Linked DNA regions of Homo sapiens: region 1 is linked to region 2. The links are chromatin loops, found by intact Hi-C in ENCODE. Cell type or tissue: Calu3. All regions are shown on one strand. Links, peaks and the distances in the headings refer to the core of each region. The heading gives the core; the rest is flanking DNA. Region 1 has its middle 27 kb from the start of ELAVL4. Region 2 overlaps AGBL4 (AGBL carboxypeptidase 4).

The links. A loop is a pair of places that touch in the nucleus more often than their neighbours do. Peaks named below come from ENCODE experiments on the same cell type or tissue, not always from the same donor. Only the 100,000 strongest peaks of a DNase experiment are listed, where the experiment ranks them.
Region 1: a loop joins it to region 2, with 11 times the contacts of the local background. A loop is called at or near these places in 1 of 110 quality-filtered maps.

What each region holds. Positions count from the first base shown.
Region 1 is chr1:50,076,040-50,087,249 of GRCh38, forward strand. It overlaps a transcript of ELAVL4 not described here. Among named protein-coding and RNA genes, the nearest start is that of ELAVL4, 27 kb to the right of the region's middle. In Calu3, for the core only: CTCF peaks have their summits at 5,065 (motif pointing left) and 5,341; a DNase peak (open chromatin) is centred at 5,072.
Region 2 is chr1:49,098,883-49,110,092 of GRCh38, forward strand. All of the region lies in intron 4 of AGBL4 (AGBL carboxypeptidase 4), which reads right to left. Among named protein-coding and RNA genes, the nearest start is that of AGBL4-AS1, 150 kb to the right of the region's middle. In Calu3, for the core only: no CTCF peak of the experiment used is centred there; DNase peaks (open chromatin) are centred at 4,039 and 5,879.

The DNA of each region.
Region 1 (11,210 bases), core at 2,043-10,042, 980 kb after region 2:
GCTGGCCTCAAACTCCTGGCCTCAAGCGATTGTCCCACCTTGGCCTCCCAAAGTGCTGGGATTACAGGCATGAGCCACCGCACCAGGCCAACTTATGGTATTTTCAATTGAGATGTACCCCGATCATAAATCAAGGAGCAGCTGTATATGTAGGCCATGGGGAGATTGTAGAGGATTTCAGTTGAGAGTAAGGTAACCTCTTATCAGTGGTTTTACTTTCCACAGTTTCAGTGACCCTTGGTACTTGACCTTGATCCCAACCTTCGTCAAAAATGCTACATACAGTAAGATATTTTGAGAGAGAGAAAGAGATCACGCTTACATAACTTTTATTACAATATACTGTTATAGTTGTTCTATTTTATTATTAGTTATTATTGTTGATCTCTTACTGTGCTTACTTCATAAATTAAATGTTATCATAGGTATGTATGTATGTATGTATACAAAAACACCATAGTATATATTGTGTTAGGTACTATCTCAGTTTCAGGCATCCACTGAAGGTGTTGGAACATATACCCAGTGGAGAAGAGGGAACTACTGTAGTGTGAGCAGGCTTGCATATTCCAAGGGTCCTGGAGGCAAAAATGTGTAAGGAAATGTCTGACATGAGATAGACCTGGGCCTGGGAAGTGAGTCTGGAGCCTTTAGTCCTATGCAAGAAAGAGGATAAGCTGTGTTCTGTAAGGCCAGGGAGAATGGGAAGAAAGAGAGAGGGGGAGGGGAAATATTTGACGATTATTTAGGGGTATAATGCCTGAACCATAATAGTTGCTTGATAAGCATTTATTGAGTGAATTAAAGTACAATCAGCAGGACTTAGAAAGTCCTGGTGATGAAAGACAAGGAGATGAGTTGTAACCTGTGCAAGTCACTCAACTTCTCTAAGCCTCAGCTCTTCATCTGTGAGAGGGGAAAGCTAAGGGTACTTCCTATTATATTTGTCAAAAATCTCCAGAGAAACAAAGTAAATGGGATGTTTCTCTCTCTCTCTCTCTCTCTCTCATACATATATGTTAGATACATGACCCTATACTGCACAGCTTATCCTCTTTCCTAAAGAAGACTAAAGCCTCCAGATTCACCTCCCAGACCCAGTTCTATCCCATGTTAGATACATGTATATAAGTAGATACATGTGTATATGTATTAGGTGTAGGGGAGACATATAGGGAATTGGCTCACATGATTGCAGAGGGTCACAAATCCCAAAATCTGTAGTCAGCAAGATGGAGACCCAAGACAATTGATGGTATAGTTTTAGTACAGATGCTGGCAGGCTTAAGCCTGGAAAGAGCCAATGTTTCAGTCTGTGTTCAATAGCAGGAAAGAATTGAAGTCTCACCTTAAGACAGTCAGGCAGGAGGAGTTCCCTCTTACTTGAGGGAGGGTTGGCCATTTTGTTCTATTCAGGCCTTCAACTGATTGGATGAGGCCCACCCAAATTAGGGAGGGCAAATGACTTTTTTCCGTCTAGGGAGGGCAAATGACTTTATTCAGTCTACTGAGCCAAATGTTAATCTCATTTAAAACACCTCACAGACATATCTAAATAATATTTGACCAAATATCTGGTCACCCTGTGACCCAGTCAAGTTGATACATAAATTAACTATCATACTTACCCTGCTTGCTGTGAAATGCTGTTAAGTTTTAAAATACTGTACACATGAAAGGAAGTATCACTATTGATTCAAAGAGAAAAGGTTACTTTAATGATAATAGCTTAATTTTATCCAGTGCTTCCCATATCCCAATTATTATTTGGTCTTACTAGCATTATCTCATTTAATTCTCTCAATAACTTTATCCCTCTGTTTACCCGTTAGAGAGTCCATGTCTACAATTGTTGCTGCACACAGATTCCCTGCATTAAGACATGGTGAAGAGGAGCACAGTCTCTGGAGCCAGACTTCCATGGTTTCAATCCCAGCTCTGTCACTAGCCTACATGACCTTGGGAGCAAGTTACTAACTTCTCTGTCCCTGTTTCCTCTTCTCTGAAATGGGATAATTGCAAAGTGCTTAGGACAGAGCCTGGCATTTAGTATACAAATATATACCTTGTGTGTGTGTGTGTGTGTGTGTGTGTGTGTGTGTGTATATAGTATTTGTGTGTTTATATATCTATGTGAATATATTGCAGTAGTAGTGGTGGTGATGACGACAGTGATTACACAGAGAGCAAACTCTCATGCCTTCAGGCACCAGTCAGGTAATATCAGTGTGTGAAGCGATAAATAATAGGTCAATATGGAGTGGGGGAAGTGAGTGGAGAACTAGGGAGTGTCCTCTTAACTTGAAGGCATTAAAATCCAGGAATTTCCAAAACACTACTTGGGCCACCTAAAACTCATTTTTTTTTTACCCTCAGGTTGCCGTCTGCCAAACTGTAATGAGTGTTTCACAAGTACTTCCCTTAACAATTGTGCTAGCAGAGTGGCCCATTTTACAGATGTCAAATTCGAAGCTCACTTACAAGGTAGTCAGTACCAGGGGAAACTGGGACTGAACAAAGGGAACAGAGGTCTGACTCCAAAGCCAGTAGGGCTATTTGGATGGTCTCAAGGTTCCTAGGTGAGTGGAACTGGAACATTCAGTTCGTCCTACTGTCTGTCATCTCTAACCCCTTTGAGGATACGATCTCTCACTGATCTGTGGCAGAGGTAGAGCAAGTGAAAGAGGAAAGGTGCCTGTGGTGCTTGCAGTCTCCCTGGAATGTCTTCTGTGCTCTCCCTGTGCAAATCCCACATCCTGCTGACACCACCCTCTCTTCTCCATTCCCGTGCCTATCACATGTGCGTCTGTTGGTGGCCATGCAGGTTATGGCTGTTTATGTTTGTGATGCTCCTTCCATTGTGAGCTCAGAAGGGTTAGACCCATATTCATTTTTCCATCTCCTACCTGTTTGAGTTTCCATTGAGTACCATCCATTAAATACCATCTGCTGGATCTGAGTTCTAGTTATTATCCATCTCTCATCAAGTGATGAAGTCTGGGTGATTCATTTGCCATCTAAGATGTTCAGTTTCTGCAACTTTTAATTTGTAATTATTTATTATTATTTTTTAGATGGGGTCTTGCTTTGTTGCCCAGACTGGTCTCGAACTCCTGGGCCCAAGAGATCCTCCTGCCTCAGCCTCCCAAGTAGCCAGAGCTACAGGTGTGTGCCACTACACCTAGCTCTCCATCTTTAAAACTGGGATAATAACTGTCACAAGTTGTATTCCCCAGGAAGTAGATTCTGATGTAGACTAGCATGTAGGAGATTTATTAGGGAGCGTTCTTGGGATCATCACAGGGGAAGAGAAGGGAAGGAAGCAGGATCAGGCAAAGGGAGAAGAGAGGTTACAGTACATTTTTAATGAAGGCCTCAGCCCCTTCCATGAGAAGCTCTGAAGCTAAGATAGCCTTTCAAAATAGTCCTGAGTCAGGGTGAGGGTGTCAGGTCTTTATACCCTATGTTGATCACTCACTGGATGTGGACACCTCAAGAAGGGGGCATGACCTTGGGAAAGACAATTCTCTCAGTCAAGGCAGTTTCAAAGAGAGTTGACAGTTGAGGGTTGTCTAAACTAAAGTTATTCTGTTTCAGAGGAGGACTTGGAAGGCATCACAGCCTCCCAGTAACCCAAGAAACCAAGTTGGTTAACCCAGTTACTCAAGTAACAACTTCACAGGAAGGTTGATACATGTAAAAGCATACTGTAAGGTGTTAAACTTAAGGTTTTAGTTGTTGTTAATGTTAAAAGTAATATTACTGGGGCTGGGTAAATACTTCTTCAACTGAGTTGATTCTGTGTTTTTAGAGCAGCTTCTCAATAAAACTCATGCAGTTAGTATACACCCTTGTTTTATTCTTCTCACTTCCCAAAGACACCCTTCTCCCTCTCTCTTTTGTTATTAAGCTCATCTTAAACGTGCGTATGCCATCCTATTTTAAAACCTCTAGGGTTGGTTTGATTTGATTTCCTTTCCACTGAAATGACTGTTCTGAACTCTGACCTTAATCTGGGATGGTTAGAACAGCTGGAAGCACTTTCTTGACTGTCTATCTATCTTCAGACTTTATATTCCATACAGTCTCAGAGAAAGTTTAAGTGCGGTCTTTAAACATTGCTAACATTAACAATTCCCATCAATGAAGTTAACTAAATGTAAATCAGTACTGGCACTAGCATTCCCAACTTTGTACTGATCCTGGATAGGCTTGTAAGGCTCAGACGTCAGAATATCTTAGCAGAAGCTGACAACAGGAAAAATGAATGTTCTAAAGATCAAGAATATTGAGCAACTATGAGTCAATTCCAGGGACTAGCTGCTTATAGAAAAGAACTGTGTATGGGAGTTCAAAGGTGTAATATGTTGTTGATTTCACACACACACACACACACACACTCACACACATACTGATGTGGTCAGGCAATCATTCTCTGAATTCCATCATCATTTGATTTCTCTCAAATATATATGTGTATATATTTCTAACTCACAAATCTCATTGTGTCATTTCCCTGATGAAATATCTTCTGTAGCTCCCTGACATCTCCATCAGAAAATCTAAAGTCTTAGCAAAGCTCTTATGTTCCCTAAATATGCCAGAATTTTTATGCTGCTGTGTCTTTGGGCATGTCGTTTCCTTTCTGCAGAAAGCTTTCTCATTGCTTATGCATCCTTCAGGTCTCAGTTCAGATGTTACCTCCACTGGACAGCCTTCCCTGGCTTCCCCACAATGACACTTGCTGTTCTGTGCTGCCTTTCCTCCAAGACAGTGAGCTGCAGGATGGAAGGAAATAAATTCGTGGACTAGTTGGAGGGGTGAGAAGATCAGGGTAGAGAGAGAATGGGAGAAGTTATATGCAAAGCCTTTGTACTTAAAACTTTCATCTTGCAGAGTCGATACTCGGTTATATGTATCTCTAAAAGTGTGACTTAATATATCTGATATTTCATTTTGTTCTTGGCTTTAAGAAGAACCAGAATCTTTTGATTCAAGGATTAGAAGAGCTTCTAAAGGTAGGCTTTCTGACAAAAGGAAAACTTTCCCCTGACTGCCCTCTTGTGGAGGTGCCAAAATAGCCCAAAGATGGCAAGTCCATAAAATCATCATAAACCTTAATTGAGAGAGCAGTTTTCTGTACTGTCTGTTGTACTGGTTAGTCAAGCTGCCATATGCATATAATTACATATTTTTAAAATTTGAATGTGGCAAGGCATGCCCCAAACTGAATTCAGTTTGTCTCTGGTAAATCAGATGGTTCTTCAAGAATACAGAATACCCAGAGTGAAGGTTATGAACAGCACATGGAGACAGGCCACATGTGATTAAGAGCGGTCTCTGGTGGATGAAGTGCTAGATGCACACTAGCTTTCACTAGCACTTTAAGTTCCATTTCCCCTAGGCTCATGCCATGCCTAAGAATCATCTGCTGACCTATGTTAAAATGCTGATTTCTGAGCCATTCATCCAGATTCTGATTCAGTGTGTCTGGGCTAGAGCCCAGGAATCTGCCTTTAATAAGCACACCAGGGTGATGCTAATGGATGTAGCCCTTTTGAATCTTGCAGTGGGGATGGGTTTTATAGAGTCATTTACATGCTTTTCTACAACTGGGGCAACTTTCTTATTTTATTTTGAAAATTTTTTATTGTTATACTTTAAGTTCTGGGATACATGTGCAGAATGTGCAGGTTTGTTACATAGGTATACACGTGCTATGGTGGTTTGCTGCACCCATCAACCCGTCATCTACATTAGGTATTTCTCCTAAAGCTACCCCTCCCCTAGTACCCCCACCCCCTGACAGGCCCTGGTGTGTGATGTTCCCCTCCCTGTGTCCATGTGTTCTCATTGTTCAACTCCCATTTATGAGTGAGAACATGCAGTGTTTGGTTTTCTGTTCCTGTGTTAGTTTGCTGAGACTGATGGCTTCCAGCTTCATTCATGTCCCTGCAAAGGACATGAACTCGTCCATTTTTATGACTGCATAGTATTCCATGGTGTATATGTGCCACATTTTCTTTATCCAGTCTATCATTGATGGGCATTTGGGTTGGTTCCAAGTCTTTACTATTGTGAACAGTGCCACAATAAACATACATGTGCATGTGTCTTTATAGTGGAATGATTTATAATCCTTTGGATATAAACCCAGTAATGGGATTGCTGGGTCAAATGGTATTTCTGGTTCCAGATCCTTGAGGAATTGCCACACTGTCTTCCACAGTGGTTGAACTAATTTACACTCCTACCATCAGTGTAAAAGCATTCCTATTTCTCCACATCCTCTCCAGCATCTGTTATTTCCTGACTTTTTAAAGATCGCCATTCTAACTGGCATGAGATGGTATTTCATTGTGGTTTTGATTTGTATTTCTCTAATGACCAGTGATGCCTTTTTTCATATGTTTGTTGGCCACATAAATGTCTTCTTTTGAGAAGTGTCTGTTCATATCCTTTGCCCACTTTTTAATGGGGTTGTTTGTTTTTTTCTTGTAAATTTGTTTAAGTTCTTTGTAGATTCTGGGTATTAGCCCTTTGTCAGATGGATAGATTGCAAAAATTTTCTCCTATTCTGTAAGTTGGACTAGGACAACTTTTTATAGAAGTCATGATTTTACCTATTCTCATCTATTGTCTCCATTAGAGCACTCTTTTTAGAACTTATGCCTTGATTTTTGGCTTGAAAGACATGGTCTTCATTTCCATACATGAGATTGCTAGTAAGAATTAGGCATTTGATCTATAACTATGGAACAGACTTTCTTTCCTGTCTCCTTTCCTCCTTCCCTCCTTTTCTCTGTAGCTACCTACCTGTCTGCCTAACTATGTACCTATGTACCTACCCACCTGTATTTACAAACCAACCTTCATTGTGCCTTGTACCCAGTGAACCAATGTGAACTTCAGAAAAGCCAGCCTTTCAGAATGGGGATTACCCTGGGATTTTGACCTTTTTGATAGGGAAAGATGAAAAAGCATTGGCCAGGAAGTTTAGCTCTCCTAGAGAATAATACCAACAGCCATTTTTTTAAGATATGGAGTCTCACTCTCACTCAGGCTGGAGTGCATTGGCATGATCATAATGCCCTGTAGCCTCAAACTCCTGGGCTCAAGTGATCTTCCCACGTAATCCTCCTGAGTAGCTGGGAATACAAGCACACAACACTTTACCTGACTAATATTTTTTATTTTTTTTATTTTTTGAGACACTGGGTATTGGTTTGTTGTCCTGGCTTGTCTCAAACCCCCAATGTCAAGTGATCCTCCCAACTCAGCCTCCCCCAACTGCCATTTCTTGAACACCTGCCAGATACCAGGCATTCTATAAGACTTTTTAGGTACATTATTACTAATTCATCAAAGTAGTTCACAGGTGAGGAAATTGGAAGCTTAAAGAGGTTATGTACTATGTAAGTCATCTAGAGTCTTTAAGGTTGAACTATAACTTGAATCAGGTATGTCTGACTTCAAAGCTCCTTCCTCTCTCACTGGATGAGCATGTATCTAACTACCTGCAGGTGGATACCAATGGTCATCAGCCTTCTCTGGGTCTACTAGTTAGTTTTGTTGTCATTAAACATAAAATTTGGGGAGAAAACTCCATATTCAAAAAAGTAAGTTAGCAAATCAAGCATTTCTCCAGGGCACAGCTGCTATTTTCCCACTTTCTGAGAAATCTGAAAATCAGTATTGAAATAGAAAGGAAAAGAATGCTTACTGTGAATTTTTAGAAGTTTCTGAAGATTGTTTTAGGACCACACTGGGCAGCCACGTATCTTAATTTTGCATTTTGTAAAGAACCTGTGGCATTGTTGACACTCCTGAAAGGTCAATAACTACTTGTTTGGTATTTCAAGTTAATTGTGAGTTTCTGCATTTTGCATAGCTGAGTCTTTATTGTTAAAAGGTCCCTCATAAATGTTGCATTCCCCTCATTGTTGAGAGCTGCCTTGAATGCCTAGTAGGCCAATGGAAATACATTTGTTGCAGTGGAAAGGCATTTGACTTAACACAGCGTAATTAATTTTTCTTTAGCCATCAGGACATTTTTAAAAATCAAGTTTGTGTTTTTCTGATTATGAAAGAAGCACATGTTCAGTGTTAACAATTAGGAACATATAAAACAGTATAAAGATGATAAATCATCCATGATCTTCTTACCCAAGAGTAATTATAGTAGTAATTTTTTTAAAGTTCTTTAAATAAGGCATGTTTACCATGTGTCAACTCTGTTGTAGGGTAGGTGACATAATTCTAATTTTATAGATTTGGTAACTAAGCTTAGAAAGGTTAAATAATTGTCCTGCTTAGTTTACAACATTCTGTTTTCCCCTAGTTCCAAAGCCTATACTGTCCCACATAACCACTGTTAACATTCTAGATTGTTTCCTCCAAGTCTTTTTTTATGCATATTTTTTCATGGCTGAGATCATACTGTGAACACAGTTTTGACCCTCCCATTTACCCTTCACATAATGGTATAAGCATTTTCCTTATATAATATGGCTCTGCCTCCCTCCCTGCCTTCATCTCATACCTGCCCCCTTCTGTCTTGTATGCCACACTCCAGTCACATTGGCCTTTTTTCTGTTCGTGGAACAAGTCAAGAATGTTCTTGCCTTGGGACCTTTGCACTGGCCATTTCCTCTGCCTCAAACACTCTTGTCTTAGATCTTAATGGCTCATTGGTTAGTTTTTTCTCATCCTTTAGGTAGGTGTCAGCTTCAATATATAGGTTTTCCCTGAAAGTCTTATCTCACATAGGTCCTGTTTTCTTTCTTAGCACTTGGTGGATTTCCTTCATAGCACTTCTTATAACTTACCATTAGTTCATTTTATTTGCCTTTTTATTGTGTTATTGTATCACCTTCACCTTTATAGGTCTGGGCCTAACATGGGCTTATACATGATGCTGCATTGAACATTTTTCTATATAAAACACTTTCTCTATCATTATGATAGTTTCATAGAAGTTCAAACTAGATCAAAGTGTAGGAACATTTTGAGGGCTCTTGCTTCACATTACTGCAAAAATTTCATCCCAGCATCCCAAAGTGTATACAACTATAAGCACTGTGTGGGGGTGCCAGTTTCACTGCATCCTTGCCAGCATCATCAGTTTTTAAAGTCTTAGCTATTTTGATAGGTGACTTAAACCATGCCTGCACACTGTAGGTGCTCAGTAAATTTCATTTGCTAAAGAGATGATATATAAAGTTGACATTTGGCCAGAGTTCCAAGAACACACACATCCTTTCCTGGACTCCTTTTCCTTTGAGGTCACACAGAGAATGTAATACAGAGAACAGCAGTAGCCAGTGCCATGGCGTACACCTATAATCACAGCACTTTGGGAGGCCAAGGTAGGAGGATGGCTTGTGGCCAAGGGTTCTAGAGAAGAGCGGCAAGTAGAGGTGCCCAGATTGGCTCTATTTTCAGCCTTCATAATCTGGGCAGGATCTTCTGAAAACTTTATTTTGCTAGGCCTAGAGGTAGCCATTGTCTAAAAATACAGTTGCCCCTTGCTCCTTTTCCTCTAAATCTATATCCAAATAGTAAGGAAGGACCTATTCAGAGCAAAGAAAGCATATTTGCGTTGTCATTGCTGGCATAGACCTGTCCAAATGCCATTTCAATATTATCTCCTTGACAGATGAGGTACCATTTTTATTCAGATATCTAATTAGCAATCGCTTTAAAAATTCATCATATTTAATGCATGGCATAGTAAATACTTTATCCTCTGAGACTTTAACCCAATATAAAGCTCTTGAACCTGACTGTATTTACAGCTGCAAGCCTCCTTCTTAGGGAGGCAGCGAAGGGGGAGATAGATGCAGAGATATCCCCTTAGCATTATTTTCATGTATGAGTTTTAAAACTAGTTGTGAGGGTAGATGTTTTCCCACATGTTTGTTCACCAGTTGTAAGTCCTATTTGGGGTAACTGTTCATGTGTTTTGTCTGAGTCTGTATTGTGTTTTGTAATACATTTATGTGAGTGCTTTAAGTAGTAAAAGCAGTGATCTTTTTTTTTGTATCTTTGGTAAATATTTTTCCAGCTTGTCTTCCCTGAAACTTTTTCTGTTTTAGACTTCCTGAAGTTTTAAATGTACATGTAGGCCATTCCGTCAATATTTTTCCTTGTTAATTGCTTTTAAGCTTATAAGAGTCCAAGATTGGCTAATGGGTTACTTTTTTTTCCTAGTTATTTTATGGTTTGATAAGCATGTCTTGCTTAGAAGGTCCTTTCTACTTGTATAAAGGAATGTTGAAATTGTATGAAATGTAAATACCTGGTTCCACAGCATTTTCCTTGAAATTGGGAAATTTTTCTAGTTTGGCTTTGAAAAAAATAGATTTCAAAATAAGGTATAACTAGATAAGATTTAAAGGTATTTCTTTGTTTAGTTCCTTGGAACCATTCAGCTTTTATATATATATATATATATATATACTCTCTCTGCTCTGCCTCCTGGAATAGTATGCGGAGGAACCCTTTAGCATACTAATATAATAAGGATGCTTTTTATGGCTTAAGAGATCTTGGGAATCCTTGGGAAATTGTTCAGTGACTCTCTGCAATGGAATTAATGTTTTAAACCCAGAAGCATGCATTCTATATAAGAGATATATTTTCAGAGCTCTTCTTGCTATGAGCTTTCCAACCCTTGCCTCCTACCACCCTGGGAGTGGTGCACCCTCCACACCCCGCACCCTCCACCCCCAGATAATTGGATTGGAGCTAGTGTTCTTTGTTGTTTGCTTTTCAGAGAGGGGTGGTTGTGTATTATATTCTGGAAGGAATAGGTACTGCTGTAGTGTGAGTGCATTCTCTCGGGGACTCTGCAGATCCAAGGCCAGTTCTTCATTCTGAGCCCCTCAAGTCACTCCTTGGCCTCTGCTGTTCTTTAGCTAAAGGAAGAGATTCCCATTGTTCCCATCTATTTTTCCAAAGGGAGAATGCCAGTACTGAGGAAGAGGGTGGGCTTAGAGAGTCAATCAATTATCTTTTGGGCTTAAAACTAAAGAAAATGAACCCATGGTTCAAGGATATCTACTTCATCATTTATTATTTTCCATGTGAAAACCCCCTTGGAGCAGGATAATCTTTTTCTAATCACTGTACTGAATGGATCCCCAAAACAGCCAACCAGAAATGGAATTTTAAAACATGGCTTATTTTAAATTAATTTATTTTCTTTT
Region 2 (11,210 bases), core at 2,142-10,141:
AATCCAATGGTTTTCTGTTGTGTTCTATGGCCTTTCTGCTGTGTGTCTGTTTTGCTATTGATTTTAATTATGGAATATAATTTCCGGCACGAGGTCTCAAGGCAGCTCCCTCCCACGGGCCAAGCTCTTGCTAGAGCCTCCCAGAGGAAGGCGAATGGGAAAGCAGTATGACTTAGAGCTATGTGCTATTCCTTACAAAGGACACAATGGTTCTTTTCATATAAATGTCACTGCTTCGGTCTGATGCTTCTCCACTATCCCACTAAGCTTGAAGTAAGAATGAAATGTGGGACTAGAAATACTGCTTAGCTGCTGGGCTCATTTCAACAAAAAGCAAAGGAACTTGCAAAGCAGAGCCTGAAACCAGGTATATGGTATGTCCAAACTGTGAGGGAGGCCCTCAGTTTACCAAAAGTTCAGGTCTGAAAATAATATTAGCATATGGGACACACACACATTATAACCTCTTGAGGCAAAGTGCATAATTGTAAAAAGTCATGAAGTGTAAATCTGGAGATTGGGTTCTCATTCCAGCTCTGTCACTAACTACCAATAGGACCTTATATAAGCAACTCAATGTATCAGCACCTCAATCTCCTAAGCTGCAAAACAAGATCATTTGATTCAACAATTGCTTCCTCTGTGCTAAGCATTGTGCTATGTGGTTTCACTGTTTCATTTAATTACCAGAATAACTTTGCCATGGAAACATTATAATCCAAGTACTTTGGGCCATGAACTACTTCTTTTTTGTACTTATCAGTCCATACTATAATTTATTTGTGTAATGACTGCCTGTCACCCTAGACTGTGATACCTTCAGAGCAAAAGTGGGTCTGATTTGATTCTATATCCCTAGGGTCTAGGACTTGTCAGAGTAAGACACAGGCAAGAAGAAGAGAGGCTGTTAGAGATGAAAGTCAAACTGAAAACTGACTTCACTAAAAGACAACCCAGGAGCAGAAAGTCATGAGAAGGCCCTGGGGCTTTGGCTTCTTCTATAACAGAACAGCAAATTTCTGTCTGTCTCTTTAATATATGCACACAAGCATTCATTCTCTTTTTCTCTCTCTCTCATTCTAGGGTGTGGGCAGGAACAGTCCAGGGTCTGTCAGTCAAGGTCAGTACTAACAGTGTTAGGAACTGGGTACAACTTGAGGGAGCTTGCAGCAGGTCAGATTCTCCATGAAGCAAAAACTGAAGAGGAAATTAGCACTCAGGATGTTTAAGGAACACTCCTGGGTTCAAACCTGCTGAAGGAGGAGAAAGAAGTAGGAGTTGATGAAGGAAAAAGTAAACTGTGATGCAAAACTAAGGGTACCCTTGTTACACCCTTAGGGAGCTCTGGAGCTAGAATGGCTTTTCAGAGCTGTCCTAAGTTGGGCCGAGATAACCAGGCCTTTATACTCCTTCCTATATGAATCAGCCGTTGGATGTAGAGTCCTTAGGAAGGAACACAACATTGGCTGTGTACCTCTCCGTATATGAAGCAATCCCTGAAGAGGCTTACAGCTGAAGGCTGTCTGCCGAGTACACTCCCAGGAACTGGGGCAATATGTCGTCTTCAAAGGAGAATCTGGATGGTGCATCATTGTGTCCACCACAGATCTCAAGATCACCAAATCCGGACTGGCAATGCATAAGAGGCATGAAGTTCTGGTAAGACTGGATAGCTAGTGGAGAGGAACAGGTGAACATATGTCGGGGTAGAAGTCAAGTCAGGCAGCAAGGATCCTGAAGGCTGCATGCCTAGGCCAGAGATTGTAAGTCCAAGTTGGCAATGCCTGAGTCTAGGGAGTCGGGCAATGTTCACAGGGTCAGGCAGGGCTCAACTAACATAGCAGAAACAGTTTTAAAACCAGCAGCTAAGAGGGCTCCAGGAAGTAACACCAAGGAATTGGGAAAGAAGAAAACTACTATTATTATATTACGTTCCTACTCTGTGCTAGGCATTTTACATAATTTATCTCCTTTCTTTCTAGTAACTCCAAGTTAAGATGCTATATTTCACCATGCTGCAGATAAGGATGCTGAGGCTTATAAGACTTCAGTAAGGTGATTTAATCAGTAAATGGTAGGGCGGACATTCAAGTCCAAATTAATGTCTAGGAGGAAAGGACAACTCAATGAGCCTGGGTTCCAGGGCAGAGTTTCTTATGTGTATGAGACACTCAAGTCCCAGCTGAAAGAAGACTCAGACCTACAGGTTCTGTGACCTTGTGTGAATCATCCATCTACGGGTCTCAGTTTTTTCTCATGTTTCAAATGAAGAGTGAAATGAATGACTTCTAAGGAACTTTTTATTCTTTTTTTTTTTTTAATTGAGACAGAGTTTCACTCCATCACCCAGGCTGCAGTGCAGTGGTATGATCTTGGCTCACTGCAACCTCCGCCTCCCAGGTTCAATCTATTCTTGTGTCTCAGCCTCCTGAGGAGCTGAATTACAGGTGCGTGGCAGCATCCCCAGCTAATTTTTTGTATTTTTAATAGAGGCAAGGTTTCGCCATGTTGGCTAGGCTGGTCTGGAACTCCTGACCTCAAGTGATCCGCCTGATTGGCCTCCCAAAGTGCTGGGATTACAGGCATGAGCTACCATGCCTGGCCTAAAGAATGTTTTAGTTCTAAACATCTATATATGTGAACCTAATACATGGTTCTAAATAAGAATACTCTATACAGAATAATGACTAACAGCATGAATTCTGGAGTCAGAGGGATCTGTGTTTAAATCCTTACTCTTTGACAGTGTGAAATTTAGTAGGGGTGTGGGTGGGTGGCACATGCATAAGTGTGTGTGTATTGATTTGTGTCTGTGTTTGAGGTGTGATATTTTAAAAACATCCAGAAAAGTATGAGACAAATAGAGTTCAGAGGGTGTTCTGTTCCATTTTCAATCTAGGGGTTATAAAACAGACTGCCTCTAGGCTGCCCCATAGCAAATTGATTCCTGTGGGATATGAACAAAAATTAGGAAGTACTATGTTCCCCCGTGAGAGGACACAGAAGTTAGCTGAGAATCTGGCTGGGAGCTTACTAGTGAGAAGTCCTCATGTCAAAGGAGAGACTATCTGATATAGATCATAGACAAGAGAAAATATGACACCAGAAAGGACTTCTAGGCCATGATCAACTGAGAGAGGGAGAGAGATAGAGAGAGAGAGAGAGAGACAGAGAAGGGAGACACAGCACCAGCAGTAGGTTTTAGCAGCAGATACCCTTAGACGGCCAAACACAGAGCTTGGACACCTCATTGGTCTCCTATCTGAGGAACAACCCAGATCAGCCATTCCATAGCTAAGATCAAAGAGAATCCAGAGACTATCTTGTGGATCCAAAATTCCCATGGCCGCCTTCTTCTCACAAGGTCAGTACTATCAGACACTATTTTAGAGTGGAGGAGGAGGCAGGGAGGGGAAGTAAAAATCCGAGAGATCAGGCAATTTTACCTAAAGAGCAATATATCAGTATAAAGGGGTGGTTTAGTTATGGCACAGGACCAAGTTTACTGGTTTGAAATAAAAGTTTTGTTATTGTTATTTATTTTCAAGCTTCCCAGCACGTGGGGACTCCTGAGGAAGACCAGAGCTGTTTTACAGAGAGGAAAATACCATATTTTGTCTGTGTCCTATGAGTAAAATTTCTGGACTCACTATTATAAAATATTAACATAAGATTTGATGTTACAATTTTACAGTGTTAGACTTCATGTATCTCTAATGTGAGTATAGTTATTGACACATAATAGGATCTTAGTATCTGTTGAATCAGTCTAATGAATAAATAAATGAATCCATTTTGAAAAGTCAGCCTCATAACACCCCTGTGAAGTAGATAGCAGTATAATATCCATTGAAAATCTAGGCTTAGAAAGGTTAACTGAGTTGTGACAAGCCATATATAGCATATACATTTGCATTGGTGTTTGAACTTGGGTCTCTTGACTCCAAGGCCATTTCCTGGTTCCACTATCACTTGTTCTCACTTCAATCTCATGCCAGCCACAAACCCACCACTAAGATGCTGAAGGACAAAGAGAGATTTTTCTGAGGCCCATTCTAGGCCTAGGGTCCTGTCCACTGACTCATGATTCAGATTCCTATTCTGTTATGAGGCATCTGTGGTTAGCAGTTCTCACATATTCATGTCTGATATAAATTTCTACATAGCTCAGCTTAAGAATGCATAAACCACTTCCCTGGTACAGACTTCCTGCTCACACAGTAAAAGCCAATCTCCCTCAGCATTTTCAGCCCCTGTTAGTGCTTACCCAATAGTTTCTGTCTTTGGGACCCCAGATTGAGAATTTGGGATTAGAGTCTACTGTTAGAGGCTTATTATTTTTGTCTTCCTGCTTATAGCAATATTTTTGCAAAGCTGAGACAGGTCCCTTAACCCAGGACTCTCAAGATGATGCAAGCACAGTCCTGCGAACATTTCCAGAGAGGTCAGAGGGTCAAAGGTTAGACTGAAGCCCAGGCTAAAGGATTAGATTATGAACAGGGCGCCTATAAGTAAAGGCTTGAGAACAGTTTTGAAAAGTGAAAATTTAGAATGTTAAAGCTGTCAAAGACCTAAGAAAAACACCTGATACAACTGTGCAGAAGGGGAAACTGCAGCCCCAAATGCACATGAGACTGCCCACAGTCACACAGGCTGAAGTTCTATGACACGCTGGATTCGCCTTTGAAGAGTCAAGCTTCTGACTTCTCTATTCCCTGCTCCTAATCTCACATCTCTCTGTTCATTTCCTAGCAGAAGTCTCTTCCCCTAGGCTGCTCCCTCCAAATCCTTATGGAATAGGTAACTGGTACTTGTGTTACTAAGAAGATTCTACACAATCCACTTCAAAACCTAGGGAAATTTGGATACAGAGACTTTAAGCTACTTGCTAATGGTCATCTAGAAAAACATGTTCTGTTTGACTGATATCCTTCTGACTTCTGATCTCCAGACCCCAAAATCTCTTTCATCTATGTATCATGCATATTCATCATAATCCCCCCTTTCCAGTGAAACAAAATTGTGTCGACTCTTTATTACTTCCACAAAACATTCTGATTTTCACATTCAAATCCCTTAGTGATTGGGTCCCAAACTAATCTGTGCACTCGCCATTCCACCGACTCATGTTCAGCCTATTTGGAGGTTCCTTACCAGGTTAGGAACATGCTATGCACTAGCACACCTCCAAACCATGGCTCATCCTGATCTCGCCAACCTCTCTGACTTAAGCTTCTTCTTCCTCCTTCTTCACCTGCTAAATAGTTCTTATTCTTCAAGGCTAACCTCAAATGGTTCCTCCTCTGGGAGGCATTTCTGAGTCCTCATGATAGAATTTAATGTTCATTCCTTTGTGTCTCCATATCACCCTGTACCTGGATTATGGCATTTTAAGTCACATTTTAATTTTATAGTAATGTATGTGAATCCCACAGTTGACTGAATCTCCTTGAGGGAAGGATATGTTTCATTTTTATAAAAGGAATGAACATTATCATACATTAAATAGAGAAGCAGGTACAATTATTTTTTTTCAGAGATTAGAAAAGCGGACAAAAGCACGAGGATGTAGAAGATGCTTTAATATTTATTCTCCTTTCCCCTTCATTTAATATTGACACTAACTTCTTGGATTACTTATTTCCATTTTACCATGGAAGAAGGGGAGATCAGATAATTCAAGTAATTTTCCCAAGGTTACAGAGCTTAACCTTGGCAGATCTGGGATTCTACTAAATTCGTCTGAATCCAAGTTCAAGGGCTCTTTCTAGTGTAGTTCTGTTGCCTCTCATGCACTCAGCCCAAATCCAAGCCATGGAAAGAAAGCTCAGAACTCCAAATGCCCTCTCCTATAATACATCACTCTAGGCATGAACGGGCTCCAGGAGGCACTATAGGTCTGAGAACAGTTTTTATAGTTTTGAAGTGACCAAATATTCACCTCTAAATATGGCTGAGATTATTTTATTATTTGCATAGAAAAGGCACCACAGACTGCCCTGTTTACCAATTCTTCTTTCCTCCCACACAAGAATCCTCCTAGAGCTGGGAGATATCACATTTCTTACACGAAAAATGGGCTAACAGCAATCTGAATTTCAATCTCTAGCCTAAACCTTCTGTTTCAAACCAGTACTAAATATTTTGCTGATATGCATTTGTTATTTTAAGTGGAATGCATTATACCAGACTCACAGCAGACATTATGCATTTATTTATTTATTTTAGGCATTGACATTAAGAGTATAGCTCTCTACTAAGCACTGAATGGCTTAATGTAAGCAAGTGCTGCCAGGTGGGAGGACAGGCATGGCTTTTGCAGACTTTCCCTGGATAGAGAGGGCGCAGTGAAACGGAACTGTAGAATTATGTTCCCAAGAACCAGACCCAAGAAGCTCTCTCAAGCACAATGTTTGCGAACAGCAAGAAACAACAGGACACAGGGATTATTTAAGAGGTCTCTGAGAGCCTGTAGGATCATAGAACTGTTACTTGGAAGGGTTCTTAGAGATCTGTCCATGCCCCACCTGTTACAGCTGGGGAAAGTGTGTTACAGAGAGAAGAGACAGCGTACCTAACATTACACAGTGAGCTAGTGGAGAGAGTTAGGACCGGAATAAGGAAATGCTGATATCCTGGTCCCAATACCATCCACTTTGCATTATTCTTCAGGAAAAAATATGGGAGCATCTAAGCATAATATTAATGAGTGCAAGCTTTAGAGTAAGTGGGACCTGTGTCTGCATTCTGTGTAACTCAGTAGCTGTGTGACATAGTAGCTGTGTAACATGAGAATGTTCCTCAATCTCGCTGAGCTTCAGTCCCCTTATCTGCAAAATGAAGTAATAAGAATAGCTACCTCATAAGAGTACCTAATTCATAGAATTAATCTGAGGATAAAATGTGCAAATGTATGGAAAACTCTTAGCACAGTGTCTGACACAATAAATTCTCAATAAATGTTCCTTTTTTTGATGATAATCCAATTGCTACTACATTCTTTTTCATCTCTTGATTAACTCCAAGGGCAAAATTAGAAGTACTGACTAAACTCTTTTTATAGAAAGGACAAAGGAACATAAAAACCCCTTTAAAATGGAAGAAGGAGCTAATATCATTTCTTAAGTGAGACAAGGTTAATGTAACTTGAAAACATATCTTTTACAGCCTTATCTAGGAGTTCAGTTTACCTAACCACAGTAGATTCAAAATATCTCTTTCTTTGGTGACGGACCCCAGTGCTGGCTGGTTGTTCTCAAAGCAATTCTGAAAGACTAGAGAACTACACCACATTCCAGATATATCCATAACGGGCAGTGAATGTTTCTAGTTAATTCTCTCTTGATACTGCCTTTACCAAAAGGGTTTTACCTTGCTTAAATCACACATACATACCTCACATATGCTTGTCACTCCAATCATCAGCAGAAACAACACTGAGTTCAATAATACACATTTTTATTTGTCTTTGTATACCAGGACCCAGGGCCAACTTCTGAGTATGTTCATTTTGAATTTCAGTGAAGGGTGTTATCATATGTTTGTCCTAAGAGAAGCAGTGTGGAAGATACTGCTTGGATGGCTACTGAATTCCCAGTGATTCTGCATTCCTTGGAAATGGGCCTAGTGACCAGAGGTAGGCACATGGCTGTGTCTGTCCAATATGATCCTGCCCTAGGCATAGTTCACTGAACCATAAGTCAATATCTGACCTAAGCAAGGACCCATTCCTTCTCTGAGAAATTTAGAACTGGAAATGGAGAGACAAGACTAGTTTTGTTGACACTGAGTCATATTCATGTTAATATCTGAGTAGGCATTCCATGAATTTCTACTGCTAAGGTTCCCCAAGGAGTGCCTGAAGGATTTACCCAAGGCTTTGTTCCTCAACTATCCTTTAAATTCTATGAAAGACCTTAATATCCTTCCAATATTATTGTCTCATTTTGTTGTTCTCTTTTATTTATAACCAAGAACAACTTTACTAGCAAAAGTGGGGTAGAAAATTATCTTGTAATGGTTAACACTACTTTTTCTTGAAAAGGGAACTTCCCTTTTTTGGAAAAATACTATGATAAGCTACTTGGGGATAGAAAATGAAATCCTAAGATCATGAGGTTCAACTGACAAAGAAACAAAAGGTGAAGTTTCTGTAGTTCATAAGAAATAAACAGGAATTTATAGATGGAACAAGCAGAGAAGAAAGGAAAGTGGGAGAAATGAATTAAAATATATACAGACAGTCTTCAATTTATGATGAATCGAACTGATGGTCTTCAGCTGTGTACTTCAATAATTAGTACTCATATAGCCATTCTATATTTTTACTTTCAGTACTGTATTTAATAAATTACATGAGATATTCAAAACTTTAGTATAAAATAGGCTTTGAGTTAGATGATTTTGCCCAACTGTAGGCACATTTAAGGTAGGCAAGGCTAAGTTATAATGTTTGGTAGGTTAGATATATTAAATGTATTTTCAATGTAATATTTTCAACTTACAATAGGTTTATGGGGATGTAACATCATTTTTAAGCAGAGAAGTTAGGAGTATCTGTACAAGGATTAGGATATGGAGAAGATGAAGCCCAAAATAATATAAATGGTTAAAGATGTCTTAAGAGCAGGTGTGACTAAAATTAAAGTTTAATGTTGTTTGCATTGCTGTAACATAAAGTCCTTCCATCTCCCCAAATCTTCAGGAAAGTCTGTTCTACACATAAAGACTTCATATAGTGGATTAATTGTCTGTGTGTATATATGCCTGTGGGCATGTATGAATATGTGTATGTGTGTGTGTGTGTGTGTGTGAGAGAGAGAGAGAGAGAGAGAGAGAGAGAGAGAGAGAGAGACAATATTTACATGTATCCAAGAGAAGGGTTGAATTCCTTGCCTGGGTCAATAAGAACATCATATGCAGGATAGGGGGATGATCAATAAACTGACCTAATACAGGGAGCTATGAGCCAATAATATTCAGAATACAAAAATTTACCCCAACCCACAGAAACCTCTGGGAGAGATTGGAAGGGATATAGAGCTCCCAGTACCCATAGGGTGGGGGCTTTGTGCTAATTTTACTTGAATCTTTGACAAATAAACCTAAAAACCCACTTCAGGTGACATCTAATTTACAGAGCCTATTTGGACAAGTGACCTTGGCAAGTTATCTCTCTTTCTGCTTCAGATCCTTAGTCCAGCCAGGATTGCTACCAGGGATCTTCACTTTCAACCCTCTGCACTGTAAGAACGTTGGGGCAGACAGGCCATTCCATAGCTACTTCTCTGATATCAGAATGTTCGTATATATTCATCCTGTTGTTACCTATGAATTCTTTTGTTCATGTATCCACTCATTCAACAAATATTAATTAGCCATCCATTATGTGTTAGCCACTATTCTAGATACCTGGGATACACCAGCGAATAAAACAGGAAAATCCCTATTCTTCCCTTCTGGGACACCAGAATTTAAATAATAGGAAGTTTTGGTACAGTTTAAACAAGAATAAAATAAAGTAGAAAAAAGAAAAGCAGGTAAGGAGAAGGGAAAGGTGGGGGAATCTCTGTTTAATGAGAGCACAGGAGCTTTTCTGGTGATTGCAAACCAAATGAACAAAACTGTATCTAGAGTCTCCAAGCCATCATAGAAACTACTTTCTGCAAGTAATGGTTCTGGAAGTACAAGGCCTCATACTGCCATCAGAGTGAGCAAAGCATGCTGGGAGGCCTCATCTCTTTGCACTGTCAGGGGAGAACGTTCAGTGTTATTGACAAAATAGTGAATGATTTCTTAATAGAATACAGTCAGCAGAGACAGGGGTTATGGCATAATTAACATAACATGAATTTTTTAAAACCCCATGTGCCACCTGCCAGCAGGAGATAGGCCAGAGACAGAGAAGGGGTGACAGCCGGACAGAGGTTTGCTCCACTCTTCACCCTACAGCATTTGTTAAGGCCCTAAATCTGGGTCCAGTAGGTATGGCAAAGTGCACTAAACTGCAGACAGGAGAACGCCCTCAGTTCTGCCATGAACTCACTGTGTGACCTTCAGCAAGTTCCACCCCTTCTCTGGGCCCTTCATCCAGTTACCTACCTGAAAAATGAGGGGGTTGGATCAAATGATCCTCTAGACATGGGTTTTTCAAACATTCTATTATAACTTTTAAGCACAACCTCCTTTTTCAAAAAACTTTACCTAAAGCCCTATAACCTTAAGCAACTGAAAGCAGAACTGCTCTAAGTGTAATAGCAGCAGCTGGGGACAGATAGGAATTCATCTTCTCTCCTCGGTAGCATCACCTTTTACTTCCCTGGATTGGGGAGAAGGTTTCCCCAGTCATCTTAGCTACACCCCTTCTGCTCTCTGAGGGAACAGCTACTGTGGAAGCCATCACCCACCCAGTGAATCTAGCACTGGAGTGCACTGTCTGCCTCAACTGGAAGGCTGTTAGGGCTCTTCTCACCAAACTTGACCTTTGAATTTCCCTCAGTCCCTGCTAGAATCTCAAAATCCCTCTGGCATCTATCTTGACCTGACTATTACTCTCCACCTGGGTGGGGCCATCCCTTAATCTAATCCAATCTCTCACCTTCTCCGTCCTTCCTTCCTCCCAGTGTCCACTCAGAATAATGTAATACTGCCCACCTCACAGAGTAGTTTTGCAAGTAAAATGAATTAATATATGTTAGTATTTAGTAGAGTGCTTGGCACATAACAAGCATTATTAGAGTATTTTTTACTATTGTTAATTTTATTGTTGTTGTGAATAGTATTTTCTAGGTGCCAGCAATACCATGGCTTAAACTCTGGTGAATCACTAGATTGACTAATCTTAATTTACCTACCAACAGCTTTCATTTTTGCCTCACTGATTCCACCTTTCCCCGTCCACTTTCATTTTTCTTACTGACTTCTATATTCATGCATCATCCAACATCACAGATTTTAACCCCAATACTATGTTTTTAGCAAATAGAACAATGCCTGGCTCACAATAAGCCATCAATAAGTACTTTCTGAATGAATAATAAAAAAAACTCCAATTATCTTTTTTCTCACTCCATTTCAGCTCCCGTCACCTCATCTCTCCCCCATCAACACACACATTCTACCCTGTCTACAATCTCAGATGTCCATATTGTGTTCTCCAAGTGCAACTTTCAAACTAATTTGCATTGGCATTTACACTACAATAACTATTT